Linked DNA regions of Mus musculus: all the other regions are linked to region 1. A link is a loop called in an ENCODE intact Hi-C map of the cell type or tissue named here. Cell type or tissue: heart. All regions are shown on one strand. Links, peaks and the distances in the headings refer to the core of each region. The heading gives the core; the rest is flanking DNA.

Region 1 (10,761 bases), core at 1,288-9,287:
GTTTCTGTTTCCATGATCTGTCCATTGATGAAAGTGGTGTGTTGAAGTCTCCCACTATTATTGTGTGAGGTGCAATGTGTGCTTTGAGCTTTACTAAAGTGTCTTTAATGAATGTGGCTGCCCTTGCATTTGGTGCGTAGATATTCAGAATTGAGAGTTCCTCTTGGAGGATTTTACCTTTGATGAGTATGAAGTGTCCCTCCTTGTCTTTTTTGATAACTTTGGGTTGGAAGTCGATTTTATCCGATATTAAAATGGCTACTCCAGCTTGTTTCTTCAGTCCATTTGCTTGGAAAATTGTTTTCCAGCCTTTCACTCTGAGGTAGTGTCTGTCTTTTTCCCTGAGATGGGTTTCCTGTAAGCAGCAGAATGTTGGGTCCTGTTTGTGTAGCCAGTCTGTTAGTCTATGTCTTTTTATTGGGGAATTGAGTCCATTGATATTAAGAGATATTAAGGAAAAGTAATTGTTGCTTCCTATTATTTTTGTTGTTAGAGTTGGCATTCTGTTCTTGTGGCTGTCTTCTTTTTGGTTTGTTGAGTGATTACTTTCTTGCTTGTTCTAGGGCGTGATTTCCGTCTTTGTATTGCTTCTTTTCTGTTATTATCCTTTGAAGGGCTGGATTCGTGGAAAGATATTGTGTGAATTTGGTTTTGTTGTGGAATACTTTGGTTTCTCCATCTATGGTAATTGAGAGTTTGGCCAGGTATAGTAGCCTGGGCTGGCATTTGTGTTCTCTTAGTGTCTGTATAACATCTGTCCAGGCTCTTCTGGCTTTCATAGTCTCTGGTGAAAAGTCTGGTGTAATTCTGATCGGCCTTCCTTTATATGTTACTTGACCTTTCTCCCTTACTGCTTTTAATATTCTATCTTTATTTAGTGCATTTGTTGTTCTGATTATTATGTGTCGGGAGGAATTTCTTTTCTGGTCCAGTCTATTTGGAGTTCTGTAGGCTTCTTGTATGATCATGGGCATCTCTTTCTTTATGTTTGGGAAGTTTTCTTCTATTATTTTCTTGAAGATATTAGCTGGCCCTTTAAGTTGAAAATCTTCATTCTCATCAATTCCTATTATCCGTAGGTTTGGTCTTCTCATTGTGTCCTGGATTACCTGGATGTTTTGAGTTAGGATCCTTTTACATTTTGTATTTTCTTTGACTGTTGTGTCGATGTTCTCTATGGAATCTTCTGCATCTGAGATTCTTTCTTCCATTTCTTGTATTCTGTTGCTGATGCTCGCATCTATGGTTCCAGATCTTTTTCCTAGGGTTTCTATCTCCAGCGTTGCCTCGCTTTGGGTTTTCTTTATTGTGTCTACTTCCGTTTTTAGTTCTAGTATGGTTTTGTTCATTTCCATTACCTGTTTGGATGTGTTTTCCTGTTTTTCTTTAATGACTTCTACCTGTTTGGCTGTGTTTTCCTGCTTTTCTTTAAGGGTCTGTAACTCTTTAGCAGTGCTCTCCTGTAATTCTTTAAGTGACTTATGAAAGTCCTTCTTGATGTCCTCTATCATCATCATGAGAAATGTTTTTAAATCTGTGTGTAGATTTTCGGTTGTGTTGGGGTGCCCAGGACTAGGTGGGGTGGGAGTGCTGTGTTCTGATGATGGTGAGTGGTCTTGATTTCTGTTAATAGGATTCTTACGTTTGCCTTTCGCCATCTGGTAATCTCTGAAGCTAGCTGTTTTAGTTGTCACTGTTAAGAGCTTGTTCTTGAGGTGATTCTGTTAGCCTCTATAAGCAGACCTGGAGGGTAGCACTCTCCTTAGTTTCAGTGGGCAGAGTATTCTCTGCAGGCAAGCTCTCTTCTTGCAGGGAAGGTACCCAGATATCTGGTGTTCGAACCAGACTCCTTTCAGAAGTTGTGTTCCACTCACTAGAGGTCTTAGGATCCCGTGTGGAATCCTGTGTGGGCCCTTGCGGGTGTCAGGCGACTCCTCTGGCAAGGTAGCCCGGGGCTCGAGTGGAGCGGAAGGGGCTTGTGCCCCAGGTCAGGCCCGGGTAGCCTGCTTCCCCATGTAAGGCAGTCTCAGGTTCTGCATCATTGGATTGGAGCAGGCGCTGTGTTCCACTCAACAGAGGTCTTAGGATCCCGTGGGGAGTCCTTTGTGGGCCCTTGCAGGTGTTGGGCAAGACTCTGCTGGCAAGGTAGCCCGGGGCTCGAGTGGAGCAGAAGGGGCTTGTGCCCCAGATCAGGCCCGGGTAGCCTGCTTCCCCATGTAAGGCAGTCTCAGGTTCTGCATCATTGGATTGGGGCAGGCGCTGTGTTTCACTCACCAGGGGTCTTAGGATCCCGTGGGGAGTCCTGTGTGGGCCCTTGCAGGTGTTGGGCGAGACTCCGCTGGCAAGGTAGCCTGGGGCTCGAGTGGAGCGGAAGGGGCTTGTGAGATCCCATTTTTCTATAGCTAATCTTAGAGCCCGGACCATGGTGTTCTAGTCATGAAATTTTCTCCTGTGCCCATGTGTTCAAAGCTTTTCCCCAATTTCTCTTTTAATAGATTCAGTGTATCTGTTTTTTATGTGGAGGTCCTTGATCCACTTGGACTTTAGCTTTGCACAAGGAGATAAGAATGGGTCAATTTGAATTCTTCTACATGCAGACCACCAGTTGTGTCAGCACCACTTGTTGAATACGCTGTACTTTTTTTCCCCACTGGATGGTTAAAGCTTCTTTGTCAAAGATCAAGTGACCATAGGGTTTGGGTTCATTTCTGGGTCTTCACTTCTATTCCACTGATCTACCTATCTGCCTCTGTACCAATACCATGTGGTTTTTATTACTATTGCTCTGTAGCAGAGCTTGAGGTCAGGGATGGTGATTCCTCCAGAAGTTCTCTTATTGTTGAGAATAGTTTTATCTATGCTGTTTTCTGTTGTTGTTGTTACAAATGAATTTGAGAATTGCTCTATCTCTATGAAGAATTAAGTTTGAATTTTGATGGGGATTGCATTGAACCTGCAGATTGCTTTTGGTAATATTGTCATTTTTACTATGTTAATCTTGCTGACCCATGATCATGGAAGATCTTTACATATTCTGAGGTCTTCTTCAGTTTCTTTCTTCAAAGACTTGAAGTTCTTTTCATATAGATATTTCACGTTCTTGGTTAGAGTCACACTATGATATTTATATTATTCGTGACTATTGTGAAGGGTGGCATTTCCCTAATTTCTTTCTCAAACTGTCTATCCTTTGAGTAGAGGAAAGCTACTGATTTAAGTTAATTTTATATTCAGCCACTTTGGTCAAGTTGTTTATCAGCTGGAGGAGTTCTTTGGTCGAACTTTGAGCTTTGTAATGTTTGACTTTTTTAGTGGACAAATGTTAAAGTTTATTGCAAATGCAACCACTGAATACAGTCATACAAATTTTACAGGGAATAGAAGAGAATAAGAATTACAATGCCGTTGATAGTCCAGAAGGCCTAAGTAATTTACATTGCTGATAGTGAGTATGGTATCTTGGTATCATAAAGCTTTTTCATTTCAATATATCATTATTATATTCATAATTATTGTATCTAGTCCTTAAGCCATGACTTTCCATTGAAATTTAACCTCTATTTCACAAACTATTTTCTACTAAAAGATTTATTTTTTCTTTACTAAATTGAAGTCCTGATATTAAGTAATTCAGTAAAACTCAGAAACAAACAAAGATCAAAACAAGTCTCACTCTAGAACAGGGAATAATATCACTTGGCTCTATCTCTTTCATGTTGGAGTTATTAATTTGACTTGAAAATGTGTGATTTTTAAAACATTGTAGATTTAATAGCACTGTAATCAATATCTCTATAGCCAGTAGTAAGGAGACTGAAAACATTTCATGTTTATTATCAGAGTATGTGCTTTGAAAAATATGCAGTTTAGAAGATTTAAGCACACGTGGTAGTTTTAATAAGAATGACATCTTTAAGATCATATAGTTGAATGCTTAATCACTAGGGAGTACAATTGGCAATTGGTTCTAATACTTTGTCTTAATTCTCTCCCAAAAGCAGCACTTTATGACACTGAGAGTCACTGCCTCCAGCTGGCTTTAATTGGTAAGAAAGAGTTGCTATATAGACAATAGCTGGGAAGGGAGATAGAGGCTGAACTTTTAGGTTTGCAGGTTTTTTAATGGTTCCTATTTTTCATTTTTTTTTTTTTTTAACTTCTTAGGACAAAGTTGATGACAGGGCAATGGTCATGGCAGATTCCATTTCACAGAATATTCCTTCGTTCATAGTGATCCCATTTTGACACAGAAGTTGGTATTTGTGGACATGGTAAGTGAGACAAAATTTTCTGGTGAACCAAGTACCTGCATTCTTCACAACTTTGGAAAGGAGGTATTATTTTCCACATTTTGCGGTCACTGAGGAGCCAATGTCAGGAAGGACACATAATTTGTAGTCTCTCAGGCTGTATAACAACGACAGAAATGTCTCTCTGATTTCAAAACCCTCTGTCACCTGAAGTGGCCTATAAAACCCCAAAAGAAATCCAGCTGCGGCTTTGCTGCTGACTCCTCTCACTCACTTCAGTCATCCTCAAGAGGCCAACTGGCGGTGACTTCCTGATTTATCCTCCAGGGGACGATGGGATTGGGGCTCGCCCAGTAAGTAAGCTGCTCGGTGGAGGCCTGGGCAGAACGTCCCCTGGGCCTCAGTCACCCCTGCGGGGTTCTCCGCGCTCTCAGGAGCAGACGTCCCGCGCAGGGCACCGCCCTGCCTGACCCAGGCGGGGACACAGTGGTAGAGTGGGACGGCGAGGCTCCGCGCCTCTGTCAGCGGCCTAGCTGAAGGCCCGCCGCCATGTCCCGGGTACTGGTTGTGGGCGCCGGGCTAACCGGAAGTCTGTGTGCCGCGCTGCTGAGGAAGGAAACAACCGCCCCCCTGTACCTCGGCCTGTGAGACAAGGGTGGGGACACAGGTGAGTTGTTAGGACAACCAGAGGGTGACAGGCCTCTCCTTGGTGAAGTAGGCGGGCCACCCAGTCGCTCTGAGAGAAAAGCCCAGTCAGTGGGGGCTTCTCCGGGGAGGACCGCCTCTGCGCGCTCTCCTTGTGAGAGCTGTCACGTGACTGGAGGCTGCTGCTCCGGGGAGGCGGCTTCTGGTGCAGAGAGGACTGGACCCGGAGCCCTGCCCAGGGAGGCTTGTGCCTGGCAAGCATCAGCCCATGGGAGCCCTGTGGGCTAAGCTGCTCTGTACCATCGAAGCTTTCTCCAGGATGCAGATCCCCAAATCCACCTGGACTAAGACTTTCTAGTCATCTAGAATAAGAGGCCTTCTTGTACATCCTGACTGAATAACCTTTTATATTCATTGTGGCGTTCCATCCATTTAGTTTTAGTCATTCATTACTTCGTTCATTTTTTCAGATTAACACAATATGTACTAATGACTAATTGTAAAGCAATGCTGTATTATTCATGAGTTTCTTCAAATTAAAAACAAAAGCAAAAACAGGACCAAATACCCGGGACAATGAGCGATATAAAGTCTTTAGCTACTTTAATGAGTTTAATGTTTTTGGACAAAGACAATAATAAATAAAGCAACCAAGCTAGGGTGAGTTGTATAATTTCAAGAAGTTCATTTATGGCTGACAGTTGCTTATGAATGACTAGTGCCAACAGTCCTCATGGTCCCAAATGCACAGTTAACTGGTAGCTCAGTACATCACCTGCTCTCATTATGTCAAAGAGCACCAAAAGTAAGTTAGTCACCACAAGTTTTAGTAGATACATATATGGTGTAAAATGACACAAATCATCCATTGTAAAACATTTTAAACTTTGCCTCTTATGACAATGACATGTTTATATTGTCCTTATGAAAGTTGGATGAGATTGTATATGGAACAAGAAAAAGGGAGCCCAATAACATGTAGTTAGTTGCTGATGTGGAAGATGGCATGTAGTAATGAAAGTCAGTATTTTTTTTATATTTTTTTAATTAGGTATTTTCTTTATTTATATTTCAAATGTTATCCCCGTTCCAAGTTTCCCCTCCAAAAGTCCGCTATCCTCATTGGGAACCCTGTGCTCTGTCTAATGGATGACAGTGAGCATCAACTTCTGTATTAGTCAGGCACTGAAAGAGCCTCTCAGGAGACAGCTGTATCAGTCTCCTGTCAGCAAGCTCTTGTTGGCATCTGCAATAGTGTCTGGGTTTGGTGTTTGTTTATGGGATGGATCCCCAGGTGGGACAGTTTCTAAACACATTTAAAATGAGGCATATAATACTTTTCTATGTACTTTTCTTGTTTATAGAGAGAAGTAGGAGTTGGCTAACGTCAGCAGATTTACAGATTCTTGAAGCATTTCTGTTCTTCGAGTTTTGTTTAAAATCATATCCACTGAGTTAATCATATGAGGATTTATAGTGTGATTTGATTTTTAAAGTCAAATGGTTAGATAAAGCAAGACAGTTGTAGAGCTAATTAAACTATACATTTACATTTAATGATTATTTCAGTTTTTATGAGGAACTGTTAGCTCATGGAATTTTGAAGCCTCTGACATCCCCCATTGAAGGAATGAAAGGGAAGGAAGGAGATTGCAACTTTGTGGCACCTCAAGGATTTTCTTCAGTTATCAAGTACTACTTGAAAAAATCAGGTGGGAAATGGATTTTCTCTGTCTCTTAGGATAAAAGTTGTGGGTTAAATGCTGGTATCGTATAGATTATGAAAATAGTTAAACTCTCAGTCAGCCTTTCCTTCCTCCAAATAACCCTGACCTCAGTTTTGAGTGTGTGCACTTTTACAAATTTTGGTTTTCCTATGCATGAAAACAAAGCTCTGTCACTAATTACTATTCATTTGTTTATATTCATTTCCTTAAAATATGAGCAAAGGGGATTATTATAGAAACTATTCAGTATCTTTTTGTTTCATATCTTTGGCATGTTTTTAATCAACAAATTTAATGTGCTTTCTTTTCTTTAATGATATCCATAATAGTATAGTGTGTGTGTGTAATCATTTATTCAACTTTCTTGTGTACATTTCTATTTTGAGGATTGGGAAGATGTCTGTGTTTCTGAGTATAAAAAGCACTTTTCTATCCCTCACCTTGGCATAACAGTAGGATGGATTGAATCCAATAGATTGTGCTTCTCTTAAAGACAAACTCATTGGTAGTGAATGATTATGTTCCTCACATTGATATCATACCACCTGCAATGGGCTGGGCTCTCCCTCCATCAATCAATAATTAAGATTATGCTCTATAACTGTTTTTTTTATGGAGGCATTTTGTTTTGGCTTTTTGTTGTTGTTGTTGTTTATATTTTTCCATTTTTATTGTTTAAAGCTTTTAATTACTTCATAATCAGAGATATATTTTGTTTATACACATAGTGAAAGCAATGGGGATGTCAACATAGTTAATCTTCTGTGCCTGCACCTCAAAATTTCCAACTTAAAACACTAAAAAACGAAAATATCTCACAGCTCTGATTTTCTACTGTTCTGTTTTGTTTTGTCTTGCCTTGCTTTTTTGTAATAGGGATTAACATATTTTCTGTAAGAAAGAATATTTATTTAGAATAGATTTGAACAGTGATCTTGCCCAATTTCTGAGTCTGAAAGAAAACACCATGCAGTGGATGCATTGTAAAATGGGTCCATGTGGCTGAGTCTTCTGTACATTTTAGAAAAATGGTGGGTGCTCAGTTCTAGAGGCTGCAAAATGCCAGGCAACATAACACAGTAAGAAGTGTGTGCAGAAGGGGGCCACACAGACATCTAGAAAACAAGTGATAGAGATAAGCCAGATGTCCTTTTTGCTATTTTTTTTTTATAACAAAATGTCCTTTGGAATCATCACTTCCACCCATACCTGACCTACTTCAGAGATACAGCATGGATCCATTTAATGGTTTGGTCCTCCTGACATGGTAATTCCAACTAGGTTCCACTTGCAAAGATTCCACTGTGTTTATACTTTAACTCTGAATTATCAACCTACCAGCAATAGACCCTGGAATACAAGTCACATTCAAGTAGTACCATATGCATTTCCTGCTATCAATATGCCAGACTTTTTTCTGGGAATATCAGTATAGAAATTTCTGAAGGAACAAATTTTTATATCAATTTTTCTATATAATGAATATTATGTTCCCAAGGTATTATTCCAGTTTATTCTCATGTAGTGTGAATATGGACTTGCAGATGTTTTCATATCGTTTCTTGATAGAGACTTGGTTTTTTTTTTCTATTGAAATTTTATGTGTCCTTGGTTGTTTTAAAACATCTTTGCTATTCATGCTTTATCATTTTTATGTTCTGAAGCTATCATATGCCAAATATATACACATTTTGCTCTTAAGTCACGTATAGGGGAAAATGTCTTTAAAGTGGCATTGTTTACTATTGTAATCAATACTTTGACTCATTTTGTAATTCTATAGATAGCAGCTTTCAAAGTATTCAGTAAGAAAATATGGTTACAACGACTGTTTTGAGGAAAATACAGCCTGGTGATTTGTTGTCCAGCTTAAAATCTAAAGAGAGCTTCAGTCTTCACACTAAGGATAAAGATGTGGAGAAATAGGGTATTGGTAGGTGATAGGCTCAGAACTAAGAAACCACATTACTTGTGAGAGCTTTGCAACATTTGACATCTGATTTGACAAGCATCCAAGTTCATGGTTGAAGTAGGCACAGTTCAGTTATAAGAAAGGTCATACAAAAAATACACTCGTGGTATATTTATATATTTATAATGAGCAGGATGGAAAAGGGAAAATTAAAATTTCATCTGGACTAAAAGAAATAAAAATAATTATATTTGTTAACGGTGAGTATGATTATGAATTGTATTACTTTAGGATCAGTATTAAAGCCGCAAGATGTTATTAAGATGTTATTTAGACAGTATTTAGACAGTGGGCAACATGATGGTTGACATTTACAACACTGACTTCATTACTAAGATTATTTGAATAACCCCCCCCCTCCCCACTGCCTTTCTCTCAGCTTACTTGGTATCTTGATATTAGGGAATTGAACAATAAAATAAAATAAAGTAAAATGAAAGAAAGACAAGAAGCCATATCCTGTGCTTGGAACAGGAACAGGGACACTATCTGTGGGGTTCATCTAAAGTGACAAAGTTGTGATTATTAAAACTGTGTGCTCAAATAGCACTTTAAAATAATACTTATAGTGGATAGAAAAGAGATGTTTGTGGCTCCTGGTTGTGTTTTGTTTAAAGCACATATTTTAAAACTTCAAAGAATAGTGGTGGAATACATGTGCTACACAGAGTTATAAAAATAGGCAAGAAAAGGTGTGGTGGCTACACAGGATGCCTTGGAACACATATCTTTAACATGTGGAAATCCATTCTCCTGGTTTTTCATTCATCTCTGCTATCATTTTTTAACCTTTCCTCCTATCCTCACTCTGATGCAAATAATGTAAAGGCCTTTGAATAAGTAAGTTCTTTAAATCATTAGCCAATGAATTATATACTAATCTAAGTCCTTTAGGGTAAATGTCAAAATATTATCAGTGAGGATCTATCAGCAAATTAGTTAGAATTATCTTGTTTTTAAAAAACCTGAGGGACAGAAAGATAGCTTTCATAAAACATATTATCAATTTTCATTATATCTAGGCAGATCGTTAATTATATCTAAGCTGTTCTTTGTCCCATAGATTTCTGCTGTGAGTATTCATTTTAAAGTTTTTGAGTTCATCTAAGGTTCTTATTATATAATATGAAAATTTTCACTGAAGGAATGTTACATAAGGACACAATGTAAATGCAATAAACTGAGATACATACTACCATGTCTTTTGCTCCTTCATGAAAATAACTATTTCCCTGCAGGTTTAAAATGCTCTGGCTGCTGAGAACAATGTGCCTTATTCATGTACTTGGTAAAATATTTTGTTTATTTGGACCAAAGAAGAATCCTGAAGCTCACATGAATGTTGTAAGCTATTCTGTTTTTAATTTATTTATTTTTAATTCTTTAATTATTTTCTACAGTCCAGACTTGATCCTCAACCCAGAATTACAGATACCCCTGACAGCTCCCCATCTGATACCTCCTCCCTCTGCCCCATCTCTAAGAGTATTTCTCCACTCCCCACCTTATGCATCCACCCCACCCCAGAAGATATCCCTACTCCCTGGAAGCTCAAGTCTCTGGAGAGTTAGCTACATCTTCTCTCACTGAGGCCAGACCAGGCAAACCTCTGCTGTATATTTGTAGGAGACTTCATATCAGCTGGTGTTTGCTGGTGGTGTCTCAGTGTTGAAGCAATCTCCAGGGTTCAGATCACTTTAGGCTTCTGGTGTTCCCATGGGGCCCGCCCTCCTCTTCTGTTTCTTCCAGCTTTTCCCCAACTCAACAACACCGGTCCCCGGCTTCTGTCAAGTCCATTGGTTGGACACTGCTATTTGCATCTGGCTCTTTCAGCTTCTTGTTGGGCCTCTCACAGGGAAGCCATCCTAGGATCCTGTGGGCAAGCACACCACAGCATCAGTAACAATGTTAGACCCCTGGACCTCCCATTCAGCTGGATTCCAATGTGGGCCTCTCACTGAACCTCCGATTATTTTTCATTTGTTTTTGTTTGTTTGTTTCTCAAGAGTCCCTGGACCTCCTTTCTCTCATGTTCTTCGCCATTTTTATCCCTACAGTTCCCTCAGACAGGGACAATTCTGGGTCAGAGCTTTTGACTATGAGATTGTAAGCCCATCCCTCCACTTGATGTCCTGTCCCTCCACTGGAGGTGGACTACACAAGTTCC
Region 2 (10,761 bases), core at 1,012-9,011, 200 kb after region 1:
ATGGTTCCTATTTTTCATTGCTTTTTTTTTTTTTTTTTAATTGAGAACTTCTTAGGGCAAAGTTGATGCCAGGGCCATGGTAGTGACAGATTCTACTTTACAGAATATTCCTTCATTCACAGTGATCCCATTTTGACACAGAAGTTTGTATTTGTGGACATGGTAAGTGAGACAAAATTTTCTGGTGAACCAAGTACCTGTATTCTTCACAACTTTGGAAAGGAGGTATTATTTTCCACATTTTGCAGTCACTGAGGAGCCAATGTCAGGAAGGACACATAATTTATAGTCTCTGAGGTGGTGTAACAATGATTAAAAAAAAAAAAGTCTCTGATTTCAAAACCCTCTGTCACCTGAAGAGGCCTATAAAACCACAGAAGAAATCTGGCTGTGGCTTTGCTGCTGACTCCTCTCCCTCACTTCAGTCATCCTCAAGAGGCCAACTGGCGGTGACTTCCTGATTTATCCTCCAGGGGACGATGGGATTGGGGCTCACCGGGTAACCAAGCTGCCCGGTGGAGGCCTGGGCAGAAAGTCGCCGGGGCCTCAGTCACCCCTGTGGGTTCTCCGCGCTCTCAGGAGCAGACGTCTCGCGCAGGGCACCGCCCTGCCTGACCCACGCGGGGACACAGTGGTAGAGTGGGACGGCGAGGCTCCGCGTCTCTGTCAGCGGCCTAGCCGAAGGGCAGCCGCCATGTCCCGGGTACTGGTCGTGGGCGCTGGGCTAACCGGAAGTCTGTGTGCCGCGCTGCTGAGGAAGGAAATAACCGCCCCCCTGTACCTCGGCCTGTGAGACAAGGGTGGGGATATAGGTGAGTTGTTAGGACAGCCAGAGCGTAACAGGCCTCTCCTCGGTGAAGTAGGCGGGCCACCCAGTCGCTCTGAGAGAAAATCCCAGTCAGTGGGGGCTTCTCCGGCGCAGACGCCGCGGCTGAGCGCTCTCCGTGTGAGAGCTGTCACGTGACTGGAGGCTGCTGCCGCCCAAAAGCCGCTTCTGGTGTAGAGAGGACTGGACCCGGAGCCCTGCCCAGAGGCGGTGCACAGAGCCCTGCCCAGGGAAGCTTGTGACCCGCAAGCATCCGCCCACCGGAGCCCTGTGGGCTAAGCTGCTCTCTATCATTGAAGCTTTCTCCAGGATGCAGATCCCCAAATCCACCTCGACCAAGACTTCCCAGACGTCTAGAATAAGAGGCCTTCTTGTACATCCTGACTGAGGAACGTTTTTTTTACTCCTTGTGGCGTTCCATCCGTTTAGTTTTAGTCATCCATTAATTCGTTCATTTGTTCAGATTAACACAATTTGTACTAATGACATTGTAAAGCAATGCTGTATTATTCATGAGTTTCATGAGTTATTTCCTCAAATTAAAAACAAAACCAAACAACAACAACAACAAAACAAAAAACAAAACAAAAAAAACAGGACCAAATAACCAAGATAATGAGCGATATAAAGTCTTTAGCTTACCTTAATGAGTTTAATGTATTTGGACAAAGACAATAAAGCAACCAAGCTAGGGTGACTTGTACAATTTCAAGAAGTTCATTTATGACTGACAGTTGCTTATGAATTATTTTAAGGGGGAAGAATGATTACTGCCAGCAGTCCTCATAATCCCCGATGCACAGCTGACTTGGGAGCTCAGTACATCACCTGCTCTCCTCATTATGTCAAAGAGCACCAAAAGTAAGTTAGTCACCACAAGTTTTAGTAGATACATATGTGGTGTAAAATGATACAGATCATCCATTCTAAAACATTTTAAACTTTGCCTCTTATGACAATGACATGTTCGTATTGTCCTTATGAAGGTTGGATGAAATTGTATATGGAACAATAAAAAGGGACCCTCAATAACATGTAGTTAGTTGCTGGTGTGGAAGATGGCAGATAGTAATGACAGTCAGTATTTTCCTTATTTTTTTATTAAGTATTTTCTTTATTTACATTTCAAATGTTATTCCCTTTCCTAGTTTCCCCTCCAAAAGTCTGCTATCCTCCCCCATTCCCCTGCTCCCCAACTCACCCACTCCTGGTTCCTGGCCCAGGCATTCCCCTATACTAGGGCATAGAACCTTTACAGGACCAAGGGCCTTTCCTCCCATTGATGAGCGACTAGGCCATCCTCTGCTATATATGCAGCTAGAGCCACGAGTCCCTCCGTGTGTTTTCTTTGGTGGTTTAGTCCCAGTTAGCTTTGGAGTTACTGGTTAGTTCACATTGTTGTTCTTGCTAAGGGGCTGCAAACCCCTTCAGCTCCTTGGGTACTTTCTCTAGCTCCTTCATTGGGGACCCTGTGTTCCACTTCTGTATTAGTCAGGCACTGGCAGAGCCTCTCAGGAGACAGCTATATCAGGCTCCTTTCAGCAAGCTCTTGTTGGCATCTGCAATAGTGTCTGGGTTTGGTGGTTGTTTATGGGATGGATCCCCAGGTGGGGCAGTTTCTAAGCACATTTAAAATGAGGCATATAATACTTTTCTATGTACTTTTCTTGTTTATAGAGTGAAGTAGGAGTTGGCTAACATCAGCAGATTTACATATTCTTGAAGCATTTCTGTTCTTCAAGTTTTGTTTAAAATCATATCCACTGCTTAATTATATGAGGATTTATAGTGTGATTTGATGTTTAATGTCAAATGGTTAGATAAAGCAAGACAGTTGTAGAGCTAATTAAACTATACATTTACATTTAATGATTATTTCAGTTTTTATGAGGAACTGTTAGCTCATGGAATTTTGAAGCCTCTGACATCCCCCATTGAAGGAATGAAAGGGAAGGAAGGAGATTGCAACTTTGTGGCACCTCAAGGATTTTCTTCAGTTATCAAGTACTACTTGAAAAAGTCAGGTGGGAAATGGATTTTCTCTGTCTCTTAGGATAAAAGTTGTGGGTTAAATGCTGGTATCGTATAGATTATGAAAATAGTTAAACTCTCAGTCAGCCTTTCCTTCCTCCAAATAACCCTGACCTCAGTTTTGAGTGTGTGCACTTTTACAAATTTTGGTTTTCCTATGCATGAAAACAAAGCTCTGTCACTAATTACTATTCATTTGTTTATATTCATTTCCTTAAAATATGAGCAAAGGGGATTATTATAGAAACTATTCAGTATCTTTCTGTTTCATATCTTTGGCATGTTTTTAATCAACAAATTTAACTTGCTTTCTTTTCTTTAATGATATCCAAAATAGGATAGTATGTGTGTGTAATCATTTATTCAACTTTCTTGTGTACATTTCTATTTTGAAGATTGGGAAGATGTCTGTGTTTCTGAGTATACAAACGCACTTTTCTATCCCTCTCCTTGGCATAACAGTAGGATGTATTGAATCCAATAGATTGTGCTTCTCTTAAAGACCAACTCATTGGTAGTGAATGATTATGTTCCTCACATGGATATCATACCACCTGCAATGGGCTGGGCTATCCCTCCAGCAATCAATAATTAAGAATATGCCCTATAGCTTGTTTTTATGGAGGCATTTTGTTTTTGCTTTTTGTTGTTGCTGTTGTTTATATTTGACCATTTTTATTGTTTAAAGCATTTAATTACTTCATAATCAGAGGTATATTTTGTTTATACACATAGTGAAAGCAATGGGGATGTCAACATAGTTAATCTTCAGTGTCTGCACCTCAAATTTCCAACTTAAAACACTGAAAAAAAAATCTCACAGCTCTGACTTTCTACTGTTCTGTTTTGTTTTGTTTTGTTTTGTTTTGTGTTGTTTTCTCATTTGTCATTGTTACTTACTAGTGTGGGATAATTGAGAGTAACAAAAGGACTGTAGCTATCACTTACTAACTGTTTTGCTTTGTTTGTTTGCTTTCTTGAGATAGGGCTTCTTTTAAAAAACAATAGTTTGTTTCTTTTGCAGAAACAACTATCTAACTGCTTTTGCACAGTAGTATTTACATTTACCATTCTCTTTCCTGTCCATATGTTTACTTTTTTCTAACCCTGATATGAGGAAAGTAAGCCTGTGTAGTTCTCTCTCACAGTTCTCCCTGCTGACTAATTATGACATGTATTTATCCCGTACAATGTTCTTTCAGGGATGCTGGAAAGTAGCATACAAACTATAGATGAATTTCCCTTTTTTTTTCTTTGTTTGTTCTTTTTTTCTTTGATATTTTCTTTATTTACATTTCAAATGTTATTCTCTTTCCTGGTTTCCCCTCTGAAAATCCTCTACCCCATTCCCCCTCCCCCTGCTCACCAACCAACCCACTCCCGCTTCCCTGTCCTGGCATTCCCCTACATTAGGGCATTGAGCCTTCTTAGGACCAAGGGCCTCTCTTCCCATTGTCCAACAAGACCATCCTCTGCTACAAATGCATCTGGAGCCATGGGTCCCTCCATGTGTACTCCTTGGTGGCTTAGTCCCTGGGAGCTCTGGGGGGGGGGGTCTTGTTGGTTGATATTGTTGTTCTTCCTATGGGGCTGCAAACCCCTTGAGCTCCTTCAGTCCCTTCTCTAACTCCTCCATTGGGGACCCTGCACTCAGTGCAATGGTTGGCTGCAAGCATCCTACTCTGTATTTGTCAGGCTCTGGCAGGGCCTCTCAGGAGACAGCTATATCAGGCTCCTGTCAGCAAGCACTTGTTGGCATCCAAAATAGTATCTGGGTTTGGTGACTGTATGTGGGATGGATCCCCAGGTGGGGCAGTCTCTGGATGGTCTTTCCTTCAATCTCTACACACTTTAATCAGTACATTTAAATTTCTTTCCTATGTCTTCAGGTCTCATCAAAACATTTCCAGGTGCTGCTAAAATGCAATCTGTGAGAAATGGTACAAGAAAAATTTGCTTCTATTTTCCTCCTTAAAATAGAGGAAACTGGATAGGGACATGGCTTAGTGGGTAAGAGGCTTGCTGTGAAAGCAAGATGACCTACATTTAAATCCCCAGAGCCCACACAAAGGCTGGGTGTGGCAGCAAGTGCCTGTACCCCAAGCAGAGGCAGGGAGATCTCAGTAGTTTGACAGTCAATCTAGCTGAAATGGCCAGCTTCACATTCAGTGAAAACTTTCCTCAAAACATTGGGTAAAGAACATCTGATAGACTCCTCTTTCTGGCCTCCACATGCTTAAACACAGATAGGTATGTCTGTACTACACACACACACACACACACAAAACACTGGAAGGAAGCTGGGAATGAACTGTAATAACAATATAATAGAAACACATTTACCTTTATAAAATGTCTAATCCCTGTTAGTCTTCTATCTATATAGCTGTGTGTAAAATTAAAAATTCTCATTAAATAGCATGCACAGAATGTTGCAGAATTCTGTCTTCTGGACATGACTTGGATGATTAGTCTCTCAAAATGTTAGCAAGATAAGATTACTTGCCCAAGACACTCACAAGGCTGTTCTCAGTAACAGTTCCTCATGGAACTGAGGTTAAAGACATTATGAAGCATCCCTGAGGATGTTTAAGTGGTTACTGTAGCTACCTGTATGTTTCCCATCCTTTTAAAATTACCCTAATTAAACGCATTAGTTTACTAACTTAGACTTGGATTGAACTACTTCGTGGTGTATTCTTATCCTCTCTTAATTGAATAGGAAAAGGATCACCTTGAGAAACTAGAAAGTAAAGACATAATTCCTTCCTGTTAATATACAGTGTACTGGTTGGGTAGAGAGACATTAAACTTTACCTTTAATAAAAATTCATACAATAAATGCTAAGAAGGGTGTGAGTATCATGAACGGATATTTGGCAAAAATACCTAATGTGGCACAGATTTCAAAGAGGTGAGCTGAAAAGATATGTCAGGGAAAATACCTCAGAGAAAAATGACATTTCACGGATACTTTAAAAGTGAACAAGTGTGAATTAGAGCAGGAGCCAAGTGATTAGAGTTCAAGAGAACAGGAACTAGAGCCATCAAGTAGACACAGCTAAGCACATCTGAGAAATTAAAAGTTCACTCTGCAGTCTACACCTACAAAACTTCTGATGGTCAACTTACAGAAAACCTTGAGACCATCAGAACTGATGTCCAAGAACTTTAGCTGAGGCAGGCAGAGATTTATAGGCTAGTTGATTTTAATCCCCTTTACGAACACACACACACACACACACACACACACACACACACGCACGCACGCACGCACGCACGCACGCACGCACGCACGCACGCACAGTGGGGATGTCAGGAGGGAAGAAGAGACAGAGAAAGAGACAGTGACAGAGAGAAACCAGCAACAATTCTCATTTCAAAGGATTATTTATAGGAAAAATGTAATCAAAGTAGAATTAGTTGCTTTAATTGTGGTCTGGATTATAGCATAGAATACAGAAGGTAAGCAGAACAAGACATTCCAGATAACTCAGAAGCTCAGCAGTGATGTTCTGTTGGGTAAATAATGGTGGGTAAAGAATAAAATTGAACATTATTTGTGCCTTCCCAAAGCAGAGGTGTTGTGGACTGCTGTCTGTTTTTTCTGTCCCCCTCAAAAGGGGTGCCTGTGTACAGGTGAGGTCAGGTAAAATCTTAGTCAGATAAGGCTAGAGCCTGTGCTTGGACAGTGGAAAAGAAGGCAAAGCTGAAAGTTGTAGAGAGGGTACAGAGAGACAGAGAGACAAGACAAAGACTGGAGAGACGAGATGGAACCTGTAGGAGAGGATGATGAACCAGAACCATGTGGTCCCAGGAGCCATAAGTAACTGGGGATTTGTTAGATGATTAAATAACGTAGGGCACATTTGTCCAATCTAGGTGTGCAGCAGTATCAATATCAGTTGCGCTTTGAGTTCTCTGTGTGGGCATATTGGGGGTTGAAGATTTACTATCATAAATCTGGCTGATAAATTGTAAGCTCTGGAGTTTTCAGTTTATGGGGCTATGGAACATACCCCTTGTCTTCCGGTTTGAAAGGAATGATGCTGCTTCGAGCAGAGATTGATCCTTGACCCAGTTGGCACCAAGTGCCCTCTAACTTCACATTTGACTTACAACATTTAGTTGCTTACTGTAGTGACGCATTCTTCAAGGGACAATGAAAGACATGAGGTATGTGGAATTCCCTGCCTGGCATGGAGATGGGAAAATACTAGTGGGTAGCTAGGACACAGCAAGGCATCCAGATATTTTGGATTGATGTCAAATGAGGGCCAAAGATAATGATGCTGAAGGACATCATAGGCAGAGAGAATCAGATTTGAGCTGGGCTTCTGCAGAATTGGAACTGCACAGGGAAGCTGGACTTATGCTGGAGTCTTAGCAACTGGGAAGGTGAAATGTCTCCGTGAGGATGGATACTGACTTCCCTGTGCTTTTGATCTTTACCATTGTGTTGTGATCTTTTCACATATCCAAGACTGGAAAAAAAATCCTTTTTTTCTGGTGTATAAGAGTATGGTACACATCTCTGTATGTATGCATGTTTGCATGTGTGTAGGTATATGTAGAGGGTGTACATATTAGCATGTGTAGTCTTGAAGCTGACACCCGAAGTCTTCCTCAGCTACTCAGTACATACTGATTGGGCCAGAGAGTTCATGGTTTGGGGTATAGCTAATTTCTTGTTTCCTAGTTTCCTGGCCAGCTTTTCCCCAGGATTTCCTGTCTGTGCCTTCTGAGGACTGGAATTTTAGACAGGACATTATTCCCTTCCCTGCATTTACATGGATTCAGGGGTTTCAAACTCCTGTCCTCATACTGAGCCATCTTTCCAGCCCCAGATTTGTTTCTAAAAGTCTTCACAAAACCTGAAATTTGAGATTTTAGTGTACTAAGAATTAATAATCCAAGTGGAATTTCTTTGAGTTTCTGGTATATGATTTATTCTCTTAACCAAATAATGACCAAAATCAAGTCATTTCGAGCACTGTAACTTGTATTTTATATTCTGTTGTTGTTACTTTACCTGTTGCTGTGTAAAGATGCCCTGGCAAGGCAACTTAAGAGAGAATGGGTTAATTTTGGCTGTTCAGAAGTACAGTCCATCATGGTGGGGAATCCTGGCAGCAGGAGCCTGTGTAACTGGCCATGCTGCATCTGCAGTTAGGAAGCAGACAATGAATTCTGATGCTCAGCAGGATTTCCTTTTTATGCAGTTTGGAATCCTAGCCTAGGAAATGGTGCCACCTACATTAAGTATAGTCACCCTGCCTCAATTAATGTCATGTAGGTAAAATTTTTAAAAACATGCTCAGAGGCTTGGGGTCCTAGGTTACTAGAGATACTACCAATTTAACAATGAGTGTAGCTGGGTGGTGGTGGCACACACCTTTAATCCCAGCACTTGGGAGGCAGAATCAGGTGGATTTCTGAGTTCGAGGCCAGCCAGCCTGGTCTACAAAGTGAGTTCCAGGACAGCCAGGGCTACACAGGGAAACCCTGTCTCGAAAAACCAAAAACCAAAACAAAAACAACAACAATAACAATAACAAAAAAACCAATCAGTGTTAACCATGACATGTGCTAAACATAGAAACAAAGTGGTTGTTCAGAATACTAGTGGCTCTAAAATTAAATGGTATGTAACATAAACAATTAGGGAAATGATTATAATAATTTTGTGGTGCATTCCAAGAAAGGAAGAAGGATGAAAACGTAGTCAGTGATTCTCTTAGTTCTGATCCTTAATGAGGACTTAATCTGCCCTATAGGCATGTTTTAAAATTGGTTAAGGGGCCATTCTTAGGTGTTACTAGTGATAATCAATTTCAAGTACATTTGCTGAAGTGTATGCACATTTGTTCTGCAAAGCTGACAAGCTTCCTAGTCACATGCTTGTGTTTTAGATCATGGTTTAACAGACTGAGCTCTTTCTCTTTAAATTCTGAAATACATTAGTATAATACGTTACAAATGGTTGACTAATGTGGTGGCTTGAATGCAAATGACCCTCATATAGGCTCTTGTGTTTAAATGCTTCCCCAGTTAGTAGAGCTGCTTGAATGGGATTAGGAGGTGTGGCCTTGTTGGAGGGTGTGGGTCACTGGAGATGGGCTTAAGTTTCAGAGCCCACACCATCCTCAATTAGTCCTTCCCGCTGCATCTTGGTTGTCTCAACATGTAAGCTCTCAGCTACGTCTCCAGTACTATACCTGACTGCCTGCTGCCATAATTCCCACCATGATAAGCATATACTCACTCTCTGAAACTATAAACATGCCCCCTCTCAATTAAATGCTTTCGTTTATAAATTGCCTGGTCATGCTGTCTTTTTACAGCAATGAAAATATAACTAGGAGAGTGTCTTAGTCAGGGTTTGTATTCCTGCAAAAACATCGTGACCAAGAAGCAAGTTGGGGAGGAAAGAGTTTATTCAGCTTACCCTTCCACATTGCTGTTCATCACCAAAGGAAGTAAGGACAAGAACTCACACAGGGCAGGAACTTGTAGGCAGGAGCCGATGCAGAGGCCATGGAGGGGTGCTGCTTACTGGATTGCTTACCCTGGCCTGCTCAGCTTGCTTTCTTAAAGAACCCACAACCCAGGACTACAAGCCCAGGGATGGCACCACCCACAGTGGATCCTCTCCCACCCTTGATCACTAATTGAGAAAATGCTTTACAGCTGGATCTCATGGAGGCATTTCCTCAAGGGAGGCTCCTTTCTCTGTGATAACTCCAGCTTGTGTCAGGTTGATACACAAAACCAGCCAGAACAGAGAGCTAATGCATATTTCCCCTTTTATTGAAAATAGATTATCTTCCAATATAATATATTCAGATTCAGATACTCGGGAGTTTTATAAATTACATTAAGCCAAAAGATTTTATGTGTGTGTGTGGGGTTGGGTGTGGGTGTGTACATACCCAAATATGTACACCCACACCCACACCCACCCCCCCCACACACACCAATGACCTGGTACAAACCTGTGTAGGTCCTGTGCATGCTGCCTCAATCTCAATGAGTTCATATGAGCTCAGTTGATTTAGAGAGAACTAATAAATTTTTTATGAAAGGAAGCTATGACATAGTACAAATCATAGTCTTGAGATTAGTAATTATAGCAGTATTTTATAATTGTTTCCTTTATAAAAACATTTATTGAAGGCCCAAGCGTTCAAGTGGTAGATGGAAGAATTACTACTGAATTGGGAAGATTAGATTAGATTAGATTAGAATTAGAGGCGGATGCTAGTACAGAAGCTAAGGTTGAGGAGCCTTTGTTCACTTGGATGGGTTCAGGTTGACATTTCATTTCTTCCTTATTCTCATGGAAAATCCTGACAACAGGAGCCTTCTTTTGCCTTTGGAGCAGGTGCAGAAGTCTCCCTCAAGCACTGTGTGACTCAGATCCACCTGAAAGATAACAAGTGGGAAGTCTCCACAGACACTGGCTCTGCTGAGCAGTTTGACCTTGTCATCCTCACCATGCCAGCTCCTCAGATTCTGGAACTTCAAGGTGACATTGTGAACTGTGAGTAGCTTTGCTGTTACCCTACTCAGGGCGGGATGAAGGGACACTGACTGGCTTTTCTCTTTGAGTGGAAGATCTGTTCTCAACTGTACAGATGTTATGTTTTAAAACTGCTTGTGGCCTACTTTCTGAAGTTAGTCTGTGTCATGAAGCTCAGAGAATGGTTTGTAACTAATTAAAATTGAATGAGTTTCTTGGTTTTTAAAATGGTCAGTGTTGTTTCTGATGTGCAGTAGTGTGGCCCAAAAGAGCAGTATCTTTGTGGCCATCCTGAAAAAAGTCATTCCTCATGGCTTCCTACTGGATTGCTTCATTTCCTGTCTTCTTCTCTGGGTTACTACTAAGTGTTTACTGTTATTGG
Region 3 (10,761 bases), core at 1,929-9,928, 170 kb before region 1:
GGGGCATAGTGTCCACACTTCAGTCTTCATTTTTCTTGAGTTTCATGTGTTTAGCAAATTGTATCTTATATCGTGGGTATCCTAGGTTTTGGGCTAGTATCCACTTATCAGTGAGTACATATTGTGTGAGTTCCTTTGTGATTGTGTTACCTCACTCAGGATGATGCTCTCCAGGTCCATCCATTTGGCTAGGAATTTTATAAATTCATTCTTTTTAATAGCTGAGTAGTACTCCATTGTGTAGATGTACCACATTTTCTGTATCCATTCCTCTGTTGAGGGGCATCTGGGTTCTTTCCAGTTTCTGGCTATTATAAATAAGGCTGCTATGAACATAGTGGAGCATGTGTCCTTCTTACCAGTTGGGGCTTCTTCTGGATATATGCCCAGGAGAGGTATTGCTGGATCCTCCGGTAGTACTATGTCCAATTTTCTGAGGAACCGCCAGACTGATTTCCAGAGTGGTTGTACAAGCCTGCAATCCCACCAACAATGGAGGAGTGTTCCTCTTTCTCCACATCCTCGCCAGCATCTGCTGTCACCTGAATTTTTGATCTTAGCCATTCTCACTGGTGTGAGGTGGAATCTCAGGGTTGTTTTGATTTGCATTTCCCTGATGATTAAGGATGTTGAACATTTTTTCAGGTGCTTCTCTGCCATTCGGTATTCCTCAGGTGAGAATTCTTTGTTCAGTTCTGAGCCCCATTTTTTAAGGGGGTTATTTGATTTTCTGAGGTCCACCTTCTTGAGTTCTTTATATATGTTGGATATTAGTCCCCTATCTGATTTAGGATAGGTAAAGATCCTTTCCCAGTCTGTTGGTGGTCTTTTTGTCTTATAGACAGTGTCTTTTGCCTTGCAGAAACTTCGGAGTTTCATTAGGTCCCATTTGTCAATTCTCGATCTTACAGCACAAGCCATTGCTGTTCTGTTCAGGAATTTTTCCCCTGTGCCCATATCTTCAAGGCTTTTCCCCACTTTCTCCTCTATAAGTTTCAGTGTCTCTGGTTTTATGTGAAGTTCCTTGATCCACTTAGATTTGACCTTAGTACAAGGAGATAAGTATGGATCGATTCGCATTCTTCTACATGATAACAACCAGTTGTGCCAGCACCAATTGTTGAAAATGCTGTCTTTCTTCCACTGGATGGTTTTGGCTCCCTTGTCGAAGATCAAGTGACCATAGGTGTGTGGGTTCATTTCTGGGTCTTCAATTCTATTCCATTGGTCCACTTGTCTGTCTCTATACCAGTACCATGCAGTTTTTATCACAATTGCTCTGTAGTAAAGCTTTAGGTCAGGCATGGTGATTCCACCAGAGGTTCTTTTATCCTTGAGAAGAGTTTTTGCTATCCTAGGTTTTTTGTTATTCCAGATGAATTTGCAAATTGCTCCTTCTAATTCGTTGAAGAATTGATTTGGAATTTTAATGGGGATTGCATTGAATCTGTAGATTGCTTTTGGCAAGATAGCCATTTTTACAATGTTGGTCCTGCCAATCCATGAGCATGGGAGATCTTTCCATCTTCTGAGATCTTCTTTAATTTCTTTCTTCAGGGACTTGAAGTTTTTATCATACAGATCTTTCACTTCCTTCGTTAGAGTCACGCCGAGATATTTTATATTATTTGTGGCTAATGAGAAGGGTGTTGTTTCCCTAATTTCTTTCTCAGCCTGTTTATTCTTTGTGTAGAGAAAGGCCATTGACTTGTTTGAGTTAATTTTATATCCAGCTACTTCACCGAAGCTGTTTATCAGGTTTAGGAGTTCTCTGTTGGAATTTTTAGGGTCACTTATATATACTATCATATCATCTGCAAAAAGTGATATTTTGACTTCCTCTTTTCCAATTTGTATCCCCTTGATCTCCTTTTGTTGTCGAATTGCTCTGGCTAATACTTCAAGTACTATGTTGAAAAGGTAGGGAGAAAGTGGGCAGCCTTGTCTAGTCCCTGATTTTAGTGGGATTGCTTCCAGCTTCTCTCCATTTACTTTGATGTTGGCTACTGGTTTGCTGTAGATTGCTTTTATCATGTTTAGGTATTGGCCTTGAATTCCTGATCTTTCCAGAACTTTTATCATGAATGGGTGTTGGATCTTGTCAAATGCTTTTTCTGCATCTAACGAGATGATCATGTGGTTTTTGTCTTTGAGTTTGTTTATATAATGGATTACATTGATGGATTTTCGTATATTAAACCATCCCTGCATCCCTGGAATAAAACCTACTTGGTCAGGATGGATGATTGCTTTAATGTGTTCTTGGATTCGGTTAGCTAGAATTTTATTAAGAATTTTTGCATCGATGTTCATAAGAGAAATTGGTCTGAAGTTCTCTATCTTTGTTGGATCTTTCTGTGGTTTAGGTATCAGAGTAATAGTGGCTTCATAAAATGAGTTGGGTAGAATACCTTCTACTTCTATCTTGTGAAAAAGTTTGTGCAGAACTGGAGTTAGATCTTCTTTGAAGGTCTGATAGAACTCTGCACTAAACCCGTCTGGTCCTGGGCTTTTTTTGGCTGGGAGACTATTAATAACTGCTTCTATTTCTTTAGGGGATATGGGACTGTTTAGAAGGTCAACTTGATCCTGATTCAACTTTGGTACCTGGTATCTGTCCAGAAATTTGTCCATTTCGTCCAGGTTTTCCAGTTTTGTTGAGTATAGCCTTTTGTAGAAGGATCTGATGGTGTTTTGGATTTCTTCAGGATCTGTTGTTATGTCTCCCTTTTCATTTCTGATTTTGTTAATTAGGATTTTGTCCCTGTGCCCTTTAGTGAGTCTAGCTAAGGGTTTATCTATCTTGTTGATTTTCTCAAAGAACCAACTCCTCGTTTGGTTAATTCTTTGAATAATTCTTCTTGTTTCCACTTGGTTGATTTCACCCCTGAGTTTGATTATTTCCTGCCGTCTACTCCTCTTGGGTGAATTTGCTTCCTTTTTTTCTAGAGCTTTTAGATGTGTTGTCAAGCTGCTAGTATGTGCTCTCTCCCGTTTTTTCTTGAAGGCACTCATAGCTATGAGTTTCCCTCTTAGAAATGCTTTCATTGTGTCCCAAAGGTTTGGGTATGTTGTGGCTTCATTTTCATTAAACTCTAAAAAGTCTTTAATTTCTTTCTTTATTCCTTCCTTGACCAAGGTATCATTGAGAAGAGTGTTGTTCAGTTTCCATGTGAATGTTGGCTTTCTGTTATTTATTTTGTTATTGAAGATCAGCCTTAGTGCATGGTGATCTGATAGGATACATGGGACAATTTCAATATTTTTGAATCTGTTGAGGCCTGATTTGTGACCTATTATGTGGTCAATTTTGGAGAAGGTACCATGAGGTGCTGAGAAGAAGGTATATCCTTTTGTTTTAGGATAAAATGTTCTGTAGATATCTGTCAGATCCATTTGTTTCATCACTTCTGTTAGTTTCAGTGTGTCCCTGTTTAGTTTCTGTTTCCATGATCTGTCCATTGGTGAAAGTGGTGTGTTGAAGTCTCCCACTATTATTGTGTGAGGCGCAATGTGTGCTTTGAGCTTTACTAAAGTTTCTTTAGTGAATGTGGCTGCTCTTGTATTTGGAGCATAGATATTCAGAATTGAGAGTTCCTCTTGGAGGATTTTACCTTTGATGAGAATGAAGTGTCCCTCCTTGTCTTTTTTGATGACTTTGGGTTGGAAGTCAATCTTATCAGATATTAGGATGGCTACTCCTGCTTGTTTCTTCATACCATTTGCTTGGAAAATTGTTTTCCAGCCTTTCATTCTGAGGTAGTGTCTATCTTTTTCTCTGAGATGAGTTTCCTGTAAGCAGCAAAATGTTGGGTCTTGTTTGTGTAGCCAGTTTGTTAGTCTATGTCTTTTTATTGGCGAGTTGAGACCATTGATGTTAAGAGATATTAAGGAAAAGTAATTGTTGCTTCCTGTTATTTTAGTTGTTAAAGGTGGCATTCTGTTCTTGTGGCTGTCTTCTTTTAGGTTTGTTGAGGGATTACCTTCTTGTTTTTTCTAGGGCGTTGTTCCCGTTCTTGTATTGGTTTTTTTCTGTTATTATCCTTTGAAGGGCTGGATTCGTGGAGAGATAATGCGTGAATTTGGTTTTGTCGTGGAATACTTTGGTTTCTCCCTCTATGATAATTGAGAGTTTGGCTGGGTATAGTAGCCTGGGCTGCAGTTTGTGTTCTCTTAGTGTCTGTATAACATCTGTCCAGGCTCTTCTGGCTTTCATAGTCTCTGGTGAAAAATCTGGTGTAATTCTGATAGGCTTGCCTTTATATGTTACTTGACCTTTTTCCCTTACTGCTTTTAGTATTCTATCTTTATTTAGTGCATTTGATGTTCTGATTATTATGTGTCGGGAGGAATTTCTTTTCTGGTCCAGTCTATTTGGAGTTCTGTAGGCTTCTTGTATGTTCATATGCATCTCATTCTTTAGATTTGGGAAGTTTTCTTCAATAATTTTGTTGAAGATGTTTGCTGGACCTTTGAGTTGAAAATCTTCATTCTCATCCACTCCTATTATCCGTACGTTTGGTCTTCTTATTGTGTCCTGGATTTCCTGGATATTTTGAGTTAGGATCTTTTTGCATTTTCCATTTTCTTTGATTGTTGTGCCGATGTTCTCTATGGAATCTTCTGCACCTGAGATTCTCTCTTCCATCTCTTGTATTCTGTTGCTGATGCTCAAATCTATGGTTCCAGATTTCTTTCCTAGGGTTTCTATCTCTAGTGTTGCCTCGCTTTGAGTTTTCTTTATTGTGTCTACTTCCCTTTTTAGGTCTAGTATGGTTTTGTTCATTTCCATCACCTGTTTGTATGTTTTTTCCTCTTTTTCTGTAAGGACTTCTACCTGTTTGATTGTGTTTTCCTGTTTTTCTTTAAGGACTTGTAACTCTTTAGCAGTGTTCTCCTGTATTTCTTTAAGTGATTTATTAAAGTCCTTCTTGATGTCCTCTACCATCATCATGAGATATGCTTTTAAATCTAGGTCTAGGTTCTCAGGTGTGTTGGGGTTCCCTGGACTGGGCGAAGTGGGTGTGCTGGGTTCTGGTGATGGTGAGTGGTCTTGGTTCCTGTTAGTAAGATTCCTCCGTTTACCTTTCGCCATCTGGTAATCTCTGGAGTTAGTAGTTATAGTTGACTCTGTTTAGAGATTGTTCTTCTGGTGATTCTGTTACCGTCTATCAGCAGACCTGGGAGACAGATTCTCTCCTCTGAGTTTCAGTGCTCAGAGCACTCTCTGCTGGCAAGCTCTCTTACAGGGAAGGTGCGCAGATATCTTGTATTTGGACCTCCTCCTGGCCGAAGAAGAAGGCCCAAAACAGGACCTTTCTCAGACACTGTGTTGCTTTGGCAGTTCCCAGGTGGTACAGACTCTCACCTAAGCAGACTAAATTCCTAAGTTCCTTGGAGTCCCGGGACCAAGATGGCGACCGCTGCTGCTGCTGTGGCTTAGGCCGCCTCCCCAGCCGGGTGGGCACCTGTCCTCCGGTCCGGAAGGTGGCCGGCTGTCCCCGGCCCACACAGGGTGCTGCCTCAGCGCCTCTGTGCTTCTGCCTGTTCCAGAAGCTGTCAGGTTCTCTGGCGCACCCTCTCACCTGTTCAGACTAATTTCCTAAGTTCGGCGGGTCCCGGACCAAGATGGCGACCGCTGCTGCTGTGGCTTAGGTCGCCTCCCCAGCCGGGCGGGCACCTGTCCTCCGGTCCGGAAGGTGGCCGGCTGTCCCCGGCCCACACAGGGTGCTGCCTCAGCCCCTCTGTGCTTCTGCCTGTTCCAGAAGCTGTCAGGTTCTCTGGCGCACCCTCTCACCTGTTCAGACTAATTTCCTAAGTTCGGCGGGTCTCGGACCAAGATCGGTTTGCAGGTTTTTTAATGGTTCCTATTTTTCATTTTTTTTTTTTTAACTTCTTAGGACAAAGTTGATGACAGGGCAATGGTCATGGCAGATTCCATTTCACAGAATATTCCTTCGATCATAGTGATCCCATTTTGACACAGAAGTTGGTATTTGTGGACATGGTAAGTGAGACAAAATTTTCTGGTGAACCAAGTACCTGCATTCTTCACAACTTTGGAAAGGAGGTATTATTTTCCATATTTTGCGGTCACTGAGGAGCCAATGTCAGGAAGGACACATAATTTGTAGTCTCTGAGGCTGTATAACAACGACAGAAATGTCTCTCTGATTTCAAAACCCTCTGTCACCTGAAGTGGCCTATAAAACCCCAAAAGAAATCCAGCTGCGGCTTTGCTGCTGACTCCTCTCACTCACTTCAGTCATCCTCAAGAGGCCAACTGGCGGTGACTTCCTGATTTATCCTCCAGGGGACGATGGGATTGGGGCTCGCCCAGTAAGTAAGCTGCTCGGTGGAGGCCTGGGCAGAACGTCCCCTGGGCCTCAGTCACCCCTGCGGGGTTCTCCGCGCTCTCAGGAGCAGACGTCCCGCGCAGGGCACCGCCCTGCCTGACCCAGGCGGGGACACAGTGGTAGAGTGGGACGGCGAGGCTCCGCGCCTCTGTCAGCGGCCTAGCTGAAGGCCCGCCGCCATGTCCCGGGTACTGGTTGTGGGCGCCGGGCTAACCGGAAGTCTGTGTGCCGCGCTGCTGAGGAAGGAAACAACCGCCCCCCTGTACCTCGGCCTGTGAGACAAGGGTGGGGACACAGGTGAGTTGTTAGGATAACCAGAGGGTGACAGGCCTCTCCTTGGTGAAGTAGGCGGGCCACCCAGTCGCTCTGAGAGAAAAGCCCAGTCAGTGGGGGCTTCTCCGGTGCAGACGCCGCTGCTGAGCGCTCTCCGTGTGAGAGCTGTCACGTGACTGGAGGCTGCTGCTCTGGGAGGCGGCCTCTGGGGCAGAGAGGACTGGTCCGGGAGCCCTGACCCGGAAGGTGGTGCACAGAGCCCTGCCCAGGGAGGCTTGTGCCCTGCAAGCAACAACCCTGTGGGCTAAGCTCCTCTGTACCATCGAAGCTTTCTCCAGGATGCAGATCCCCAAATCCACCTGGACTAAGACTTTCTAGTCATCTAGAATAAGAGGCCTTCTTGTACATCCTGACTGAATAACCTTTTATATTCATTGTGGCGTTCCATCCATTTAGTTTTAGTCATTCATTACGTCGTTCATTTTTTCAGATTAACACAATATGTACTAATGACTAATTGTAAAGCAATTCTGTATTATTCATGAGTTTCTTCAAATTAAAAACAAAAGCAAAAACAGGACCAAATACCCGGGACAATGAGCGATATAAAGTCTTTAGCTACTTTAATGAGTTTAATGTTTTTGGACAAAGACAATAATAAATAAAGCAACCAAGCTAGGGTGAGTTGTATAATTTCAAGAAGTTCATTTATGGCTGACAGCTGCTTATGAATGACTAGTGCCAACAGTCCTCATAGTCCCCAATGCACAGCTGACTGGGTAGCTCAGTACATCACCTGCTCTCATTATGTCAAAGAGCACCAAAAGTAAGTTAGTCACCACAAGTTTTAGTAGATACATATATGGTGTAAAATGACACAAATCATCCATTGTAAAACATTTTAAACTTTGCCTCTTATGACAATGACATGTTTATATTGTCCTTATGAAAGTTGGATGAGATTGTATATGGAACAAGAAAAAGGGAGCCCAATAACATGTAGTTAGTTGCTGATGTGGAAGATGGCAGGTAGTAATGAAAGTCAGTATTTTCTTTATTTTTTTTAATTAGGTATTTTCTTTATTTACATTTCAAATGTTATCCCCGTTCCAAGTTTCCCCTCCAAAAGTCCGCTATCCTCATTGGAAACCCTGTGCTCTGTCTAATGGATGACAGTGAGCATCAACTTCTGTATTAGTCAGGCACTGACAGAGCCTCTCAGGAGACAGCTATATCAGTCTCCTGTCAGCAAGCTCTTGTTGGCATCTGCAATAGTGTCTGGGTTTGGTGTTTGTTTATGGGATGGATCCCCAGGTGGGACAGTTTCTAAACACATTTAAAATGAGGCATATAATACTTTTCTATGTACTTTTCTTGTTTATAGAGTGAAGTAGGACTTGGCTAACGTCAGCAGATTTACATTCTTGAAGCATTTCTGTTCTTTGAGTTTTGTTTAAAATCATATCCACTGAGTTAATCATATGAGGATTTATAGTGTGATTTGATTTTTAATGTCAAATGGTTAGATAAAGCAAGACAGTTGTAGAGCTAATTAAACTATACATTTACATTTAATGATTATTTCAGTTTTTATGAGGAACTGTTAGCTCATGGAATTTTGAAGCCTCTGACATCCCCCATTGAAGGAATGAAAGGGAAGGAAGGAGATTGCAACTTGTGGCACCTCAAGGATTTTCTTCAGTTATCAAGTACTACTTGAAAAAGTCAGGTGGGAAATGGATTTTCTCTGTCTCTTAGGATAAAAGTTGTGGGTTAAATGCTGGTATCGTATAGATTATGAAAATAGTTAAACTCTCAGTCAGCCTTTCCTTCCTCCAAATAACCCTGACCTCAGTTTTGAGTGTGTGCACTTTTACAAATTTTGGTTTTCCTATGCATGAAAACAAAGCTCTGTTACTAATTATTATCAATTTGTTTATATTCATTTTGTTAAAATATGAGCAAAGGGGATTATTATAGAAACTATTCAGTATCTTTTTGTTTCATATCTTTGGCATGTTTTTATGTCAATAAATTTAATTTGCTTTCTTTTCTGTAATGATATCCATAATATTATAGTATGTGTGTATAATCATTTATTCAACTTTCTTGTGTACATTTCTATTTTGAGGATTGGGAAGATGTCTGTGTTTCTGAGTATACAAACGCACTTTTCTATCCCTCTCCTTGGCATAACAGTAGGATGGATTGAATCCAATAGATTGTGCTTCTCTTAAAGACCAACTCATTGGTAGCGAATGACTATGTTCCTCACATGGATATCATACCACCTGCAATGGGCTGGGCTCTCCACCCATCAATCAATAATTAAGATTATGCCCTATAACTGTTTTTTATGGAGACATTTTGTTTTTGCTTGTTGTTGTTGTTGTTTATATTTTTCCATTTTTATTGTTTAAAGCTTTTAATTACTTTGTAATCAGAGATATATTTTGTTTATACACATAGTGAAAGCAATGGGGATGTGAACATAGTTAATCTTCTCTGTCTGAACCTCAAAATTTCCAACTTAAAACACTAAAAAGAAAATATCTCACAGCTCTGACTTTCTACTGTTCTGTTTTGTTTTGGCTTGCCTTGCTTTTTCGTAATAACATATTTTCTGTAAGAAAGAATATTTATTTAGAATAGATTTGAACAATGATCTTGCCCAATTTCTGAGTCTGAAAGAAAATACCACACAGTGGATGCATTGTAAAATGGGTCCATGTGGCTGAGTCTTCTGTAGATTTTAGAAAAATGGTGGGTGCTCAGTTCTAGAGGCTGCAAAATGCCAGGCAACATAACACAGTAAGAAGTATGTGCAGAAGGGGGCCACACAGATATCTAGAAAACAAGTGATAGAGACAAGCCAGATGTCCTTTTTGCTTTTTTTTTTTTTTTTTTATAACAAAATGTCCTTTGGAATCATCACTTCCACCCATACCTGACCTACTTCAGAGATACAGCATGGATCCATTTAATGGTGAGGTCCTCCTGACATAGTAATTCCAACTAGGTTCCACTTGCAAAGATTCCACTGTGTTTATACTTTAACTCTGAATTATCAACCTACCAGCAATAGACCCTGGAATACAAGTCACATTCAAGTAGTACCATATGCATTTCCTGCTATCAATATGCCAGACTTTTTTCTGGGAATATCAGGATAGAAATTTCTAAAGGAACAAATTTTTATATCAATTTTTCTATACAATGAATATTATGTTCCCAAGATATTATTCCAGTTTATTCTCATGTAGTGTGAATATGGACTTGCAGATGTTTTCATATCTTTTCTTGATAGAGGCTTGGTTTTTTTTCTATTGAAATTTTATGTGTCCTTGGTTGTTTTAAAACATCTTTGCTATTCATGCTTTATCATTTTTATGTTCTGAAGCTATCATATGCCAAATATATACACATTTTGCTCTTAAGTCAGTTATAGGGGAAAATGTCTTTAAAGTGGCATTGTTTACTATTGTAATCAATATTTTGACTCATTTTGTAATTCTATAGATAGCAGCTTTCAAAGGATTCAGTAAGAAAATATGGTTACAACGACTGTTTTAAGGAAAATACAGCCTGGTGAGTTGTTGTCCAGCTTAAAATCTAAAGAGAGCTTCAGTTTTCACACTAAGGATAAAGATGTGGAGAAATAGGGTATTGGCAGGTGATAGGCTCAGAACTAAGAAACCATGTCACTTGTGAGAGCTTTGCAACATTTGACATCTGATTTGACAAGCATCCAAGTTCATGGTTGAAGTAGGCACTGTTCACTTATAAAAAAGGTCATACAAAATATACACTCGTGCTATATTTATAGTGAGCAGGATGGAAAAAGGAAAATTAAAATTTCATTTGGACTAAAAGAAATAAAAATAATTATATTTGGTAACAGTGAGTATGATTATGAATTGTATTGCTTTAGGTTCAGTATTAAAGCATCAAGATGTTATTAAGATGTTATTTAGACAGTATTTAGACAGTGGGCAACATGAAGGTTGACATTTACAACACTGACTTCATTACTAAGATTATTTGAATAATACCCCCCTCCTTCCCCACTGCCTTTCTCTCAGCTTACTTGGTATCTTGATATTAAGGAATTGAACAATAAAATAAAATAAAG

The links. Hi-C counts contacts between places; a loop is a spot of excess contacts. Peaks named below come from ENCODE experiments on the same cell type or tissue, not always from the same donor. Only the 100,000 strongest peaks of a DNase experiment are listed, where the experiment ranks them.
Region 2: a loop joins it to region 1, with 7 times the contacts of the local background. A loop is called at or near these places in 8 of 42 quality-filtered maps.
Region 3: a loop joins it to region 1, with 10 times the contacts of the local background. A loop is called at or near these places in 2 of 42 quality-filtered maps.

What each region holds. Positions count from the first base shown.
Region 1 is chr19:33,584,047-33,594,807 of GRCm38, reverse strand. Lipo3 (lipase, member O3) reads left to right here and starts at 4,497. Exons shown (of 11, transcript NM_001013770.4): 1 at 4,497-4,917; 2 at 6,465-6,607; 3 at 9,833-9,938. The coding sequence starts at 9,840. In heart, for the core only: no CTCF peak of the experiment used is centred there; a DNase peak (open chromatin) is centred at 5,037; H3K4me3 peaks cover 433 bases; H3K27ac peaks cover 329 bases.
Region 2 is chr19:33,382,006-33,392,766 of GRCm38, reverse strand. It overlaps Gm29998 (predicted gene, 29998), which reads right to left and starts at 966. Exons shown (of 4, transcript NR_166828.1): 1 at 198-966. It also overlaps the pseudogene Rnls. In heart, for the core only: no CTCF peak of the experiment used is centred there; no DNase peak of the experiment used is centred there; H3K4me3 peaks cover 307 bases; H3K27ac peaks cover 274 bases.
Region 3 is chr19:33,757,490-33,768,250 of GRCm38, reverse strand. It overlaps Lipo2 (lipase, member O2), which reads left to right and starts at 6,300. Exons shown (of 11, transcript NM_001322338.1): 1 at 6,300-6,653; 2 at 8,217-8,358. In heart, for the core only: no CTCF peak of the experiment used is centred there; a DNase peak (open chromatin) is centred at 6,820; H3K4me3 peaks cover 263 bases.